Regions from separate parts of the Homo sapiens genome. Here region 2 is linked to region 1. Evidence: chromatin loops called from intact Hi-C (ENCODE). Cell type or tissue: CD4-positive, alpha-beta T cell. All regions are shown on one strand.

Region 1 (8,000 bases):
AGCAAGTAGATAAATTAGACTTCATCAAAATTAAAGCTACTGTGGATCAAAAGGACATTATGAAAGCAGGGAAAAGGTAACCCACAGAACAGGAGAGAGTATTTGTAAACTGTATCTGATAAGAGGTTAGTATCCAGAATTTATAAAGACCTCCTATGATATAACAATAACAAAAACCCAAATAATCCAGTTTTAAAATGGGCAAAAGGTTGGGTGCAGTGGCTCACATCTGTAATCCCAGCACGTTGGGAGGCCAAGGCAGGAGGTTCACTTGAGCCCAGGAGTTTGAGACCAGCCTGGGCAAGATGGCAAGACTCTGTCTTGAAAAAAATAAATAAATAAAATAAAATAAAATAAAAATGGGCAAAAACTTGAATTGACATTTCTACAAAGAAGATATATAAATTGGCCAATAAACAAATTAAATCATCGTTTGTTTGCTCATCATTAATAATTAAGGAAATTCCAATTAAAACCACAATGAGCTACCACTTTATGCCCATTAAGATGACTACAATAAAACAAACAAGCAAATAACAACAACAACAAAACAAACCCCTAAAAGTAGCAAGTCTTGGCAGGGAGAGAGAGAAATTGGAATCCTTGTGCATTGCTCGTGAAAATGTAAAATGGTGTGGTCACTATGGAAAACAGTGTAGTGGTTCCTTAAAAAGTAAAAATAAAATTACCACATAATCCAGCAATTCCATTTCTGAGTATATACCCCCAAAAAATTGATAGCAAAGAGAGACTTGAACAGACACTTGTACACCAATGTTCATAGTAGCATGATTTACAATAGCCAAAAGGTGGAAGCAACCCAAATGTCCATCAATGACTAAATGGGTAAACAAAATGTAGTATATACATACGATGAAATATTATTCAGCTTTAAAAAGGGATGAAATTATAACAGATGCTACATCATGGGTGAACTGTGAAGATATTATGCTATGTGAAATAAGCCAGATAGAAAAGGAAATGTATGATTCCATTTACATGAGGTACTTAGAATAGTCAAATTCATAAGGAAGGAAAGTAGAATGGTGGTCACCAGGGGCTGAGAGAAGGAGAAATGGGGAGTTTCTGCTTGATGGGTGTAGAGTTTCACTTTGGGGTCATGAAAGACTTCTGGGGATGCATGGTGGTGATGATTGCACAACAATGTGAATGTACTTGATGCCACCGAACACTTAAACATGGTCGAAATGCTAAATTTTATGTATATTTTACTGCAATAAAAATGCATTTTTATATATTATTAATTTGGATTTTACTAAAAGCAGACACTGTGAGACAAGAATTTGAGAGTAATTAGTTTATTTGGTATTGAAATAGGTTTTGCAAAGATTACGACAGTGAGAGAAATCTAACATGGCTGACTCCATCTTGCTTTTGGCTTCACAGGCTGGCTGTCTTTGATCATTCTGGGCATAGGACAAGCTAACTATGGGAGGAATTTAGTCTATAGTTTAACTTGAAAGCAAGGATGATAGTAGCCCTTCCCTGGAACTAACCACTCCTTGCTCAAGGGTGGAAAACTAACAAAAGGCCATGAGGCTAAGATTATAGAAGGCCCTGAAGTCTGCTAATATGTAGGCGTAGTTTCCATAATCATTTACTGCTCAGGAGTCATGTAGCCAGAGGTCACAAAATTTGTGACTTTCCCAATTGCTCCCAAAGATAACATGACTATTGTAAAACCTAAGAGTGGTCTTTTGAGATATTTTTCAGGTTTTTGCACTGCAGCAACTGACTGACCCTACCAGACCTGTGACTCATGACTTAACTGGTCCTGTGACCCCCACCTCTCAGAGGCTGACTTAAGGCTTGAGCACCATCTCCCACACCCCAATAATTTCACTTCCAACCAATCAGCTGTATCAATTCCCTAGCCCCCTGCCCACCAAATTATCCATAAAAACCATAGGGTCTGAGTTCTAAGGGAGACTGATTTGAGTGATAGCTCCACTTCTTCTGCCTGGCCAGCTTTTTGTTAATTAAACTCTTTCTTTACTGCAATACCATGGTCCCAGTGAATTGGTTTTGTCTGTGCCGCTGGCAGGAAGAACCTGTTGGGTGATTACAGTATCTCAAGAAATACTGTTAGTGAGTGGGCAAGAGAGGCAAGGAATTGAAGACTAATAAATGGTCTGTGTTATCAAGCCAGTTACTGTAATGGACAATTGGAACTTAATCCAGCTGGCAACTCTGGAGATCCAGAATAACACAAACCTCAGAGCTATTTCCTCAGTGGGGTGAATGAGCTGAAGTCTTGCCTCACCAGTTCCCATCAGTCATTTTTTAAGGAATACTTCCCAGATATCTGTTCATTTCCCTAAGCCTGGTGCAGCAAAGTGCACTCCAGTGGTCAGAGAAAATCTTTGGGCAAAGGGACCCTGATGCTGGCAGGTGGACATCATAAAGGCTGAGACATTGGCAGCATCTACCTTTATTTATTTATTTATTTATTTTTTACAGACAGGATCTTTCTCTGTCACCTCTGCTGGTGTGCAGTGACATGATCACAACTTACTGCAGCCTTGACTTCCTGGATTCAAGCAATCCTCCTGCCTCAGCCTTCCTAGTAGCTGGGACAACAGGCATGTGCCACCATGCCTGGCTAATTTTTTTATTTCATTTTATTTCTTTATTTTTTGTAGAGATGAGATCTTGTTGGGTTGCCCAGGCTTTGATAATATATTTAATTTAGACTTTTTTCTCTCTACTAATTCAAACCAGACCAGCATTAATTAATTTAAATTGGAAAATATTTCTTGATTATGCAGATCTTGAATAGCATACTATAGAACATATGGAATGTGCAGTATATATTAGACATCATGCCATACCCTTCCTGTGACTGCCCGTGTCTCTAGCCTGTAGCATGGTCAGCTTTGGACCAAGTCTTCACTTTGCAATGGACTCTTCATCCCCCACTCTAGTAAGAAAGAGCACACAATGGCCTTTCTTTTTGAGGAAGAAAAACTTGGGTGGAAAATCTGGGTTTTCTTCCAAATGTCATTAAATATCATTTAATTCATTTTGTATCCTCAAACATTCCACATATATCAACAGCTTTTCCTGTAAATATTAAATAAAAGGAGGTAAGAAAAAACAGGAGGCAATGGCAGTGGAGAAATCTCTTGGAGGAAAGCTGAGAGCACAGTCCCCGTGACTGAGAGTTTCAGAGGGTTGGCAGAGCCATGAAGAACAAAGTGAAACTGTGGCTGTCGAGCAGTGAGAATGATCAAGGCTTTTATTTACATTCCAGTGAAATCTAGGGACAACTCTCATTGTGCGACTATTTATGGTGGAATTGTTTGAAACTTTGCAACTTTCTCTTTGGTGTTTTTACCCACTTCCTGTTTCTTGTTGTGATTAACAGTAAAACGAAACCTAATCACACAAAAAGCTTTTAGGAAACCATAAACCGGTAATATGGTTTCAAGGTGATCTTGGGGTCACATAAATTCTTCTGATGCCTCGGGCGCTGGAGAAGATGAAAATCTTTATGGAAACACCACTGAAAATGGAAGCCGATGGTCCCACCTCAATAACAAGGGAATAAGGAGCTTACCACACCTTTTATCCTTGACACCCATTGGGCTACAAGTTTCCAGTCTGGCTTACAGCTGAAGAAATTTCCACCACGTAGACAATGGGAAGACAAGAAAATGGTCTGTTGGCATGCTAAGTTGAAATCAAAACCTTCTCCATGGAAACGTTTTGAAACGTTATGTTTAGATTCTAAGGTGCTGACAGTAAAGTTGCAGTTTAAAGAGGTTTTATGGTCTGAAGACGGTAAATAGTAAATGCCTTACCATTTCTCGCTTTTGAGACCTAATCCATTTTTATGTCAAGAAATTCCGTATATGTAAGATTTAGTGAGTGCAAAGAATGTCAGCAACCATTGTGGAGATTTTGCATTCTGTCTGCCTGCCTGGCTTGTATTCTTAGATGCACGTATACATTTAAACATGTATAAACTTATACATGCCCTTCCTGAGGTAAGAATACTTGACTGAAAACTGTGGTATATAGGAATAAGTTATTCAAACTAATTGTGTACTTAATCCTATACAACCCTTTTCTCTCATCTCAGAAGAGGACTGTCTTGGGTTGGTGTTGCCATCTAGTGGCCAATATGGGAAACTGGCAAATGCATGACTTCTTCCTTTTCCTTCTTTCTTCCTCTCTCATTAGCGTGAAGAACTTGGTATACACCCGACCTTCTTTCAGATACTCATCATGAACAGCTTAGCAAAAGCCTCTAAAGATAATGTCTTTCTTACACAGATGGATAGACACAACACACACACAGACAACACACACACACAGACAACACACACACACAAACTCTCTCTCTCTCTTTCAAGCCCCTTTCACTTACAACCTTCCCTCCCAACTGTTGCTAATTGTATCTGTCTGGGTCTCCCACAAGGCAATTTTGTCATCTGCATTCTCTCTCCTTCTTGTTGTTGTTAATTTGTGAACCCCTTCACTCAAATTAATAAAAGCCGTATTTTTTTTATTTTTTATTTTTTGTGAGGCAGAGTCTCTCTTTGTCACCCAGGCTGGAGTGCAGTGGCACAATCTCAGCTCACAGCAACCTCCACCTCCTGGGTTCAAGTGATTCTCCTGCCTCAGCCTCCTGAGTAGCTGAGATTAGAGGCATGCACCACCATGCCCAGCTAATTTTTGTGTTTTTAGTAGAGACACGGTTTCACCATGTTGGCCAGGCTGGTCTTGAACTCCCGACCTCAGGTGATCTGCCCGCCTTGGCCTCCCAAAGTGCTGGGATTACAGGCATGAGCTACCACATCTGGCCAAAAGCCATATGTTTTCCGAAGTAATTGGACACGCTGAAACTAATGTTGTAAACTTTAAAACTTTTGTGGAGCCCCAGAAGTGTCCTTTTAGAATCTCTAAAAGGTTTACAGGGAGTTCCTTCTTACCTCTCAATTAGATAGAGCTGCTTTTGTCAATTGCCAGTATTTAAGGCAAAATTTTAAAATCACTTAATGTATTTGTACTTGCTTACATTTGCCAAAGTAAAACTGGTAGGGCAAGCCAAAAACTAATAAAAATGATTTTCTGTGGGGATGGGAGAGAACGGGGTCTAGGACAGGAATAGAAGAGAGACTTCTCTGTTTATAGTTTGTTTTTAAAGATAGCTTTTTTGGTGAATAAAATTCACTCGTTTAAAGCTTACAACTCAGTGATTTTTATTTTTATTTATTTATTTTTTAGAGACAGCGTCCCCTCTGTTGCCCAGTGGAGTACAGTGAAGTGATCATAGCTCACTGAAGCCTCAAACTTCTGGGATCAAGTGATCCTCCTGCCACAGCCTCCAGAGTAGCTGGAACTACAGGCATGCACCACCACACCAGGCTAATTTTTATTTTTATTTTTGTAGAGATGAGGGCTCACTATGTTGCCCAGGCTGGTCTTGAATTCCTAGCCTTAAGCCATCCTCTTGCCTTGGCTTCTCAAAGCATTGGGATTACAGGTGTGAGCTACCATGTGTGGCCAATTCAGTGACTTTTTAGCAGACTTATAAAGTTATATGACCATCACTACAATCTAATTTTAGAACATTTTCTTCAGCCCAAAAAGAAACTTTGCCCTCACTTACAGTCACTTCCCATTCCCACCCCATGCCTCAAACTCCTGGGCTCAAGTGATCCTCCCACCTCAGCCTCCTGAGCATCTGGGACCACAAATGTGTGTTACCACACCTGGCTAACTTTTATAAAATAATGTTTTTTGTAGAGATGGAACCTTGCAATATTGCCCAGGCTGGTCTTGAACTCCTGGCCTCAATCAGTTCTCCCACCTCAGCCTCTCAAAGTGCAGGGATTACAGGCATAAGTCACTGTGCCCAGCCAATAATAATGTTTTAATATCGGCCTATTAATTGTAAGAAATATACCATACGAATGCAAGATGTTAATAACAGAGGAAATTAGTAAATGAGATATATAGAAACTCTCTGTCCTATCTTCACAAGTTTTCTATGACTCAAAAAGTATTCTGAAATCAAAAGTTTATTTTAAAAGCCTATCTTTCCTCCATTGAATTGCTTTTTTATTTTTGTCAAAAATCAACCAGGCATATTTATTTAGGTCTTTTTCTGAGTGCCTTTTTCTGGCCCATTGATATATGTGTCTATACCTCTGCCATTACCACACAGGTTTGCTTACCGTTTTTATATAATGTCTTGAAACTGGGTAGACTGATATTTCCCACTTTATTCTCCTTTTTCAAAATTGTTTTAGCTAGTCTAATTTCTTTGCCTTTCCATAAATTTTAAAACAGTTTTGTCTAAATCTATTTAAAAAATCTGGTTAGGCTATTGATAGGATTTGCTATTTGTGTATCAATTTTTCTACCTGTTCAAATGGGGAGAAGCAACATCTCTATTATATTGAGTCTTTTAATACATGAACATGATATGTCTCTCCATTTATTTAGATATTCTTTGATTTCTTTCATTAGCATTTTGTAGTTTTCAGCATACAAGTCCTGTCTTGTCTGTTAGATTTATACTTAAGCATCTTATTTTGGAAGAGCAATTGTCAATGGTACTGTATTTTAAAAATTGGTATCCATGTGTATAATTGATTTTTGTATCTTTATTTTGTATCCTATGATGTTGCTGAACTCATGTATTAGTTTAAGGAGGACTTTTTTGTGTGTGTAGATTCCTTGGGATTTTTCTACGTAGAGCATCATGTCATCTGCAAATATGAGCTGTTTTATTTCTTCCTTTCTAATCTGTATGCCTTTTATTACCTTTTGCTTTGGCTAGAGCTATATCAAATAAGTGAGGTGAGAACAGATATTCTTGCTTTGTTCCCTGTCATAGGCAGAAAGCATTAAGCCATTCATTAAGTATAATGTTAAGTGTAGTTTTTTTTTTTCTTTTTTTTTTTGACATGGAGTTTCACTCTTGTTGCCCAGGTTGGAGTGCAATGGCGAAATCTTGGCTCACTGCAGCCTCCACTTCCCAGATTCAAGCACTTCTCCTGCCTCAGCCTCCTGAGTAGCTGGGATTACAGATGCCTGCCACCACATCTGGGTAATTTTTTTTGTATTTTTAGTAGAAACGGGGTTTCGCCATGTTGGCAAGGCTGGTCTTGAACTCCCAGCCTCAGAAAGTGATCCGCCTGCCTCGGCCTCCCAAAGTGCTGGGATTAGAGGCGTGAACCACCGCACCCAACCAAGTATAGTTTTTGTAGATGCTCTTTATCAAGTTGAAAAGGTTTCCCTCCACTCTTATTTTTCTGAGGGTGTTAAATTATTGTGAAGTGTATTTTTTGAATCAATTGATATGATCATGTTATTTTTCTTGCTTAACCTGTTAATATGATATTATATTAATGGATTTTCCAATGTTGCACCAACCTTACATCCCTGGAATAAACTCCAATAGGTCATGATGTATAATTCTTTTCATGTGTTGCTATGTTCTATTTGCTAATGTTTTCATAAAGAGTTTTGTGTCTGTATTAATAAGGGATATTTGTTTGTAGTGTTCTGTTTAATACTGTTTTTGTCTTATGTTGCTATCAGGTAATACTCATTTCATAAAATAAATTGGGAAGTGTTTCCTCTTTTAGTTCTGAATGAGATTGTATAGAATTCGTGTCAAGTCTTTAAATGTTTGGTAGAATTTTTCAGTGAAAATAGAGTTTTTTTGGGGGGAGATAATTAAGATTTAATTTTCTTAATAGTTACAGGGCTATTTAAGTTCTCTATTTTGTATTGGGGTAGTTAGGGTAGTTTGTGTTATTTAATGGTCCATTTCATCTAAATTGTCAAATTTATATGTGTAGAGTGGTCTGTAGTATTCCCTGGTTATCCTTTTGATGTCTGAAGGGTCTGTAATTCATACCCTTGTTTCATTCCTGATGTTGGTAATTTGTATCCTTTCTCTTTGTTTCTTTGCCTGTCTTGCTAGAGGATTGTCAATTTTATTGATCTCTTCAAAGAAC
Region 2 (8,000 bases), 2.0 Mb before region 1:
CTTTATGGTAGAACAATTCATATTGCTTTGGGTATATACCCAATAATGACGTTGCTGTGTCAAATAAATTGTAGTTCTATTTTAAGTTCTTTAAGAAACCTCTAGACTGCTTTCCACATTGGCTGAATTAATTTACATCCTCATCAGCAGTGTATAAGCATTCTCTTTTCTCTGCAACCTAGCCAACATCTGCTATTTTTTGACTTTTTAATAATGGCCATTCTGATTAGGGCGAGATGATGACTCATCATGGTTTTGATTTGCATTTCTCTAGTGATTAGTGATAATGAGCATTTTTTTCATATGCCTGTTGGCTAGTCATATGCAGAAGACTGAAACTGGACCCCTACTTTTTGCAACATACAAAAATAATCTCAAGATGGATTAAAGACTGAAATGTGAAACCTAAAACTATAAATACCCTAGAAGAAAACCTAGGAAATACTATTCTGGATGTCAGTCCAGGCAAAGATTTTATGATGAGGGCTCCAAAATCAATTGCAACAAAAGCAAAAATTGACCAATGGGACCTAATTAAACTGAAAAGCTTCTGCACAGCAAAAGAAACTATCGACAGAGTAACCTAAAGAATGGGAAAAATTATTTGCAAACTATGTACCCAACAAAGGTCTAATGTCCAGAATCTATAAGGAACTTAAATTGACAAGTAAAAAACAGCCCCGTTAAAAAATGGGCAAAGGGCATGAATGGACACTTCTCAAACACTTGCACTTCAGATGCCATTCTTCATCCTTTCTCACTCATCGATTCCCACCTATCCCAACATTCTACCTGCTCTGTTAGGCTCCCTTCTTTACCCTTCTAAACACACACTCAATATTACTGCTTTTGCTAATATGTTTGCCTCCGCCTGTAATGCACTCTCTCCTCATCTCAATCCTTTCTTTACTGTTAAGTGACATGCCACCTCCTCTCAAAAATCTGCCTGTATTTTTCCATCTTTCTCCATGTGCCCATGGAATACTGGGATTCATATTCCTATTAGAGCATTTATTAATTGGTGTTGTATTAGACTGTGCTCTTTGAGGGCAAAGACTAAGTCTAATTTAGCCTGACTTTCTCCACAGGCTAACTCTTGCACAAAGTATGTGCCCAATAAATTCTGTGGGACTAAACTTCTTGGCTGATCTTGCATTTATAGCCCCTGTCTTTGAGTTTAGGTGCTCATTTGGTGCTAATTTTTTCTTGTTTGCTAATGTCCTCCTCGATGATAAGCTAATTTTTGGTGGTGATTCTGCTGTGTAGCACGTGGTTTTCTTGACTCAGTCTCCAGTCTTAAATGTCCACTCTAGTTCTAATTGATGTCTGTGATTTCTAAATTTGTATACTACTAGACTTACAAAGTTGAAGAAAGCTTCATTTGTGCTACATTGCTAGTCTTTTTCGTTACCAATATTAACTTTTCTTGTTAAAAAATATGAAAAGGGTAATTTACTTTGCAAGGTAATGTAAAGATTAAGTCAGATAATTTATTTGAAAGTGCTTTATGAATTGTCAATTATCATACAACATGGTGTTATTAGTAATAGTAAATTGTATGCCTCTTGAGAGTAAAATATACCTTTTACTGTGTGGCAGATTTTGCCTACTAATCATCTACCAGCTGTCTGCACCCTACATGGTCCTTTGTACTTCTTTGCCAGCAGAATATTGGTCCCACAGTAGGGGCTAAATATGTCTAATATTCTTTCTCCTGTATCACTTGCAGCTAGAACCTGGGCAGTGGACTCAATTTTGGCCAAGGAGTCCTGAGTGGAAACCCGCTGTGTGATTTCTGGGATAAATTTTGCTTCCTGTTTTTTTTAAATGCATGAAAATAAAATTTTCTGTTTTCTGTCTTGCTGTGGTTGCCCGGGACCATGATGGTAATCTTGCCACCCCAAGAGAAAAGCCAAAAATGAGTGCCAGTTATCTATGTGTGGCAGAGTGGAAAGGTATAAGGAACATGGGCTCTTGTTCTGTTGTTGAACTACTACCTACACCCTGAAACTACTTCGCCTCCAGAACTTTTGTTATAGAAGAAAATAACTGTTCTTATCAATTAAACCACTTTTAAGCTGCATATTCTGTTCCTTGTACCCCAAAGGATTCTACTTCTATTATATCCTTCACAGTGTCAAGGCCAAGGTTAGATTCTTAAGTACTCCCTGTTTGATTATAATTGTACTTATTTTCTTCTCATGTTTTTGTAAAATGGGTACTAATATTCATCAACTCCTTGCAAAGGCAAAGAAATTACACTCCAAGAAAACATAGACACATTGATTGTTAAGATTATATGACCGTGTCATTATCAGGATGCCACAGACGCAAGGCCTGAAATAAACAAGACTTAAATTGAAAGCAGAAATACTATAGGCAAGATGAAAAGAGTCAACACAAATGAAAACTGTGATGGAGGACAGCTTCTAACTGTGACTCTGCGACTGGTAACAATGCAAAGCTTCATAACCTCTTGGGTAAATAGCTCTCATACTCCCATCATTGTGCTAATGTCTCCCTCATTTCTCTTTCTCATGTCTGAGGTCAATGTATCAAATTACATTATTTAATGGCCTATATTATAATTTAATTTCAATAGGATTGACCACATTTATACTCAGAAATGCTCAAAATCATATGTATGCTTTTTAAGGAAATTTCCCTTGGAAAAATTCCAAGCCTATTATTAAGAACCTGTGTCGGCCGGGCGCGGTGGCTCACGCCTGTAATCTCAGCACTTTGGGAGGCCAAGGTGGGAGGATCACGAGGTCAGAAGATCGAGACCATCCTGGCTAACATGGTGAAACTCCGTCTCTGCTAAAAATACAAAAAATTAGCTGGGCGTGGTGGCAGGTGCCTGTAGTCCCAGCTACTCGGGAGGCTGAGGCAGGAGAATGGTGTGAACCCGGGAGGCTGAGGTTGCAGTGAGCTGAGATAGCACCACTGCACTCCAGCCTGGGCGACAGAGCAAGACTCTGTCAAAAAAAAAAAAAAAAAAAAAGAATCTGTGTCACCCAAGTAATCCATCTAAAATGGTTTATCAGGCTACAACCATAATATAAATGGTACAAATACGTTGGATAATCTTCATGTTAAAGCTGTGCTTTCTGATTATATCCTATCCAGCAGTTAACTCTTAGTATGAAGAGGAAATAGAGCTTGAATGACTGACAAATGCACCTATCAAGTAATTGGACTGGGCTGGTTGTCAGTGGCTTAAAAAAATTTATGACCCATGAAATTTCTTAGTAGTGTCGTTATTGTCCATGGTACCCGACCAAAATGAAGGCTTTGTTTTCAACTGCAGCTGGATTATCATTTCAGATATTAGGACAGAGCTCCTTACTTTAAAAGTTCCCTAAAGTGAAAGATGGAATTTCAGATGTGAAAGGGTTCAGCTTTTCTTCTCTCTGAATTGATATTGCTACCAAATTTAATATCCTTATTATCTAGTGTGGAGACACAATTATCAAAGCGAGGCACATTGTTAAATTAGGCAAAGAAAGGTGTGAAACCAGGAAACACAGATGAGAATGAGAGAATTCGAATCAATGATGGAAACCGAGTTTGGAAAATCCCTGAGTCTAGAGGTATCCACAACAGAGGAATCTGTTGCCTCAGGCTGAGTGGTGAGAGAGCTCTTAGGAGTCCCCACCTATTACAAACTTGGATTTGGATAACGGCAAGAGTTGTGTAAAGGGAATTTAGAATTATTGGCCGTGCATCCTAGCAGTGTTAGCCTCTCAGGCGCCTCTGGTCATTTCAGCTCATCTGTAACAGTGAACAGATGACAGCTGCCTCAATATTGTGTGCTACGTTGAAGGAGCTGCTATACCACAAATGGCCAGGAGAGGTCAGCATCGGAAGTACATGACGGCACTCCTGGATTTTCAGAAAAACTGTGATAGCTACAAGGAAATCAAAAGGAAAATATCTGTGAACAATATATCAGATAAGGGGTTAATTTCCAAAATATGTAAGGAAATGTAGGGAACTCCTGTCACTAAATGCCATATATATATATATATTATATTATAATCTATCTAAATGATAGGCAAGGATTATAAACACAAAAGAATTAAAAAAATAGGCAAGGACTGGAACAGAAATTTCTCCTATTGACATATAAACAGCCAATAGGTATATGAGATGCTCAACATTATTGATCATTAGAGCAATTAATATAAAATTATAATGAGATATTATTCATGCCTGTTAGAATGCCTTTTATATATATATATATATATATATATATATATATATATATATATATATATAAACAAAAGATAAGTGTTAGTGAGGATGTGAAGAAATTGGAACTCTTGCACATTGTTGGTGAGAATGTAAAATGGTGCATCAGCTACAAAAAACAGTGTGGAGTTTCCTCAAAACAGTTAAAAATAGAACTATTATATAAATAAATCAAGAATCCTACTTCTGGATATATATCCAAAAAAACTGAAATCAGGTTCACCATGATATATCTGCACTCCCATGTTCCTTGCAGTGTTCTTCAAAATAGCCAAGATAAAAAAGCAACACAAGTGTCCATAGACAGATGAATGGATTTTAAAAATGTGGTATATACATACAATAAGATATTATTCACTATTAAAAAAGAAGAAAATCCTGCCATTTGCACAACATAATAAACCTGGAGCACACTATGTTAAGGGAAATAGGCCACTCACAGACGGACAAATATTGCATGATCCCGCTTATGTGTGATGTCTATAATAGTTAAACTCATAGAGGTAGAGAATATAATAGTGGTTTCCCAGACCAGAGGGGTGGAGGAAATGGGGAGTTGTTCCATTAGTATAAAGTTTCTCTTACGTCAGATAAGCAGATTATAAAGATATGCCATATGACATAGTCCCTATAGCTAACAATGTTGTATTATGTATTTCAAAATGTTAGGAGGGTAGATCTCAGGTTCAAAAGGAAAATATTTGCAAACCATATATTAAGTGTTCTTACTATAAAAACAAACAAACAGCTGAAAAACAAAAACAAAAGAAAATAAAACTTTGGGAGATGTCATTCTCCTTAGGAAGAGGCAATCTAATATGCTTTCTGTGCTTTGAGGCCAGAAAATCAAGGAAACAGCTTACTACAGTAGATATTGCCTGGGATCTATACTCAGTAGATCTGGATTTCCATCTGGAGTCTACCTCCTTTTAAGGAATCATGTAACTTCTTTTAACTTGAGTTTTCTCACATATTAAAATAGGGTTCATAATATGTACTTTACAAAGTTATACTAAATTATAAGGTTATTGTGGAAATGAGTTAAACATTTGGAAACCAATGGGTACGTATAAATTGATAAAAATATTTTTTGGAAATTATAAGAACTTTTCCTTTTCTAACAAAATGGAAATAAGCCAAGTCGTTAGAAGCAGGAGAAAACTGAGCAGTGATACCTATAGAAGTCTGGGTCTGGGTTACAAAAAACAAAGCAAACAACTCTGACTAAATGGAATTTATTGACAGGACAATACATAGTTTTCTGAACTTAAGGGATGGCTGAAGAGGTAGACATGGAGGTGGACCAAAATTTGGAATGATGTCACAGCCAAAATTTCACCCTGTGAAGTTTGCTGATGCTGCTGCTGGCTCCATTGTTACTGGATGTGGTTTCCAGGACATCAGTCCCTATTGCCACCATCATCTTATCCTTAGACCCTCTGCTATTGCTTGAGTCTCAACTTTATCATAGCTGCTCTGAGTAAACACTAATTTTTTCTTTATTTATTTCAACAATATTTCTGTAGTTTTTAAGGTATATATTTTGCCCTTACATTAAATTTATTCCTCAGTGTTTAATTCTTTCTGATGTTATTGTAAGTCAATTATTTTCTTAATTTCATTTTCAGATTGTTCATTGCTAGTGTATCGAAATAAAATTTATTTTCTTGTAGTCCATAAACATGCTGAATGAATGTATTCGTTCAAATTAATTTTTTAGTGATTTTTTCTAGATTCTCTATATGCAAGATAATGATACTTGAAAATGGAGATAATTTTAGTCATTCCTTTTCAATCTGGTTACCTTTCATTATCTTGCAACTTATCCTGGCTAGGACCGCCAATACAATGTTGAATAAAAGTGGCAAGAATAAACACTTTTGTCTTCTTCCTAGTCTTAGGGAAAAGCATTCAGTCTTTCTCCATAAGTATGATGTTAGCTTAGTTTTTATAGGTGTTATTTATCAGATTGAGAAAGTTGTATACTATTCCTAGTTTATTGAGTGTTTTGTCATGAAGGAATTTTAGATTTTGTAAAATGCTTTTTTTTCCTGAATCTAGTTAGATGATCATGTGGATTTTGTCCTTTATTCTACTGATATGATGTACTACACTTATTTTCAAATTTAAACTACTTGGTCATGGTGTAAAATTTTTTTATATATTGTGGCTGATTCTGTTGGTATTTTATTAAAGTCTTAATTTTCTCTAAACTTGTATCATTCTCTCAAGGTTTGAAGGTTCCAATGTTCAAAATCTCAGTTGGGGCATCTATTGGTTGATTCTATGCCTGATACCCACTGCTAGCTGCCAAAGGGCTGAAGAACACAGTCTTTCTTGTTTTTTAGGTAGTAAGAAATGGAGCCTGAATCTCACCTTTACTTTAGGATTTAGGTTTCTTCTCAAACAGGAAAAATGGTTATTTGCTAGACATCCAAAAATGACAAATGTTCATTACAATATTCCATACAAACATTCATGTTTTATGTTATACATTTACATTCATATTTATAAGCACACAGTATAATTTCATGAAAGGGCAGCAGGATTTTTTATTTTATAAAGTAAATTGAATCATTCCCAGCTTTGCATTTTCACTTTGATGTGCAGCCTCTTTGGTGTCTTTGGGCTAACAATGTAGGCAAGGTGAGAGGTTTACTACCTAAGTTACAGATGCCACTGGGAGCACGTTTGGTGATTTTTGGTGTGATATATTTTAAGTGCTGAAGAGCCTTCTTCTCTATTTTTCTTCTTAAAGCCAGTGCCTTCTGCTGGGTGAACATGGTAACAACCCAGCTCAGGAAAGTCAGAAGTCACTTTTCGCCCTACTCCGTTCTCATGCTTCTGTGTTAATTCTTCCTGTTCATACCATCCTTCAACTCTTGACACATACACACAAGTGTACTGGCAAAGCAAGTGTAAAGGCCTCACAAATCCCTGCATGGAATTTGGAAGCTGAGTCAGAAGGAGGTTAAGTGCCTAACCCTAGCTCTTCCAGCACAGTGAGAGCTCCTCAGAATTGAGGTGCTCATCCATGCTTGTGAATTGATTACCTTAAGCACCATGATTTAACACAGCCCTGCCTTTCTAGAGCAGCAGGGAGGGAGCAGGAAACTCTACACTGTGCCAAGCAGAATTAGCTTTTGAGTTTAGGTCACAAAACTACCAGCCCTGGAACCGAGGATCTCTCCTGGTTACCCTTCAGCTTACACTCTATTGAGGGCGAGGCATCACTGATAATTGAACACGTTACTCTATTTGTGACAGGATAATGTTACTCAACATTCAGCCTGTCTCCAAGTGTGCTATGCAAGTGGATGATCTCACTCTTTGATTACAGGGGAAATGCAAGAGAAATGTACTCTTACATTTTAAATTAAATCCCACATTTTTCTTGGAAATTAATTTAAAATGATTGAATAAATATTTATCTGAGAAAATGCTTCTGAATTTTTGTGGAGAGACATCAGATGAGGATTTAGTCAACAAGCTGGAATAGGGGAATGGGGTCATGACTGAGCCAGGAGTGTGCCAGTGGCAGCAGAGAGATGTTGATCAAGACACCCTCTGAGGACAAATTGTGGGATTTATAAGCATTGTCACATCCTGAGGCACAGAATAGCGAAGTGGGAGACTGTGCAAACCCTTTTAAGGTTATTGAAAATTTTTTGCAAACAGATCCAAGTTCATGTTTAGGCTAATAGGAGGAGTGTATTTATGAAATGAGATTTTAAGGTCTTTGAACT

What was found. Hi-C counts contacts between places; a loop is a spot of excess contacts. Peaks named below come from ENCODE experiments on the same cell type or tissue, not always from the same donor. Only the 100,000 strongest peaks of a DNase experiment are listed, where the experiment ranks them.
Region 2: a loop joins it to region 1, with 24 times the contacts of the local background. A loop is called at or near these places in 4 of 110 quality-filtered maps.

Annotation. Positions count from the first base shown.
Region 1 is chr6:47,410,304-47,418,303 of GRCh38, reverse strand. No RefSeq gene overlaps it. Among named protein-coding and RNA genes, the nearest start is that of CD2AP, 63 kb to the left of the region's middle. RefSeq lists enhancers at 3,603-3,652, 4,155-4,214, 4,225-4,274. In CD4-positive, alpha-beta T cell, a CTCF peak has its summit at 4,129 (motif pointing left); DNase peaks (open chromatin) are centred at 3,453 and 4,133; H3K4me3 peaks cover 1,197 bases; H3K27ac peaks cover 467 bases.
Region 2 is chr6:49,405,972-49,413,971 of GRCh38, reverse strand. No RefSeq gene overlaps it. Among named protein-coding and RNA genes, the nearest start is that of MMUT, 53 kb to the left of the region's middle. In CD4-positive, alpha-beta T cell, CTCF peaks have their summits at 3,661 and 3,861 (motif pointing right); a DNase peak (open chromatin) is centred at 3,841.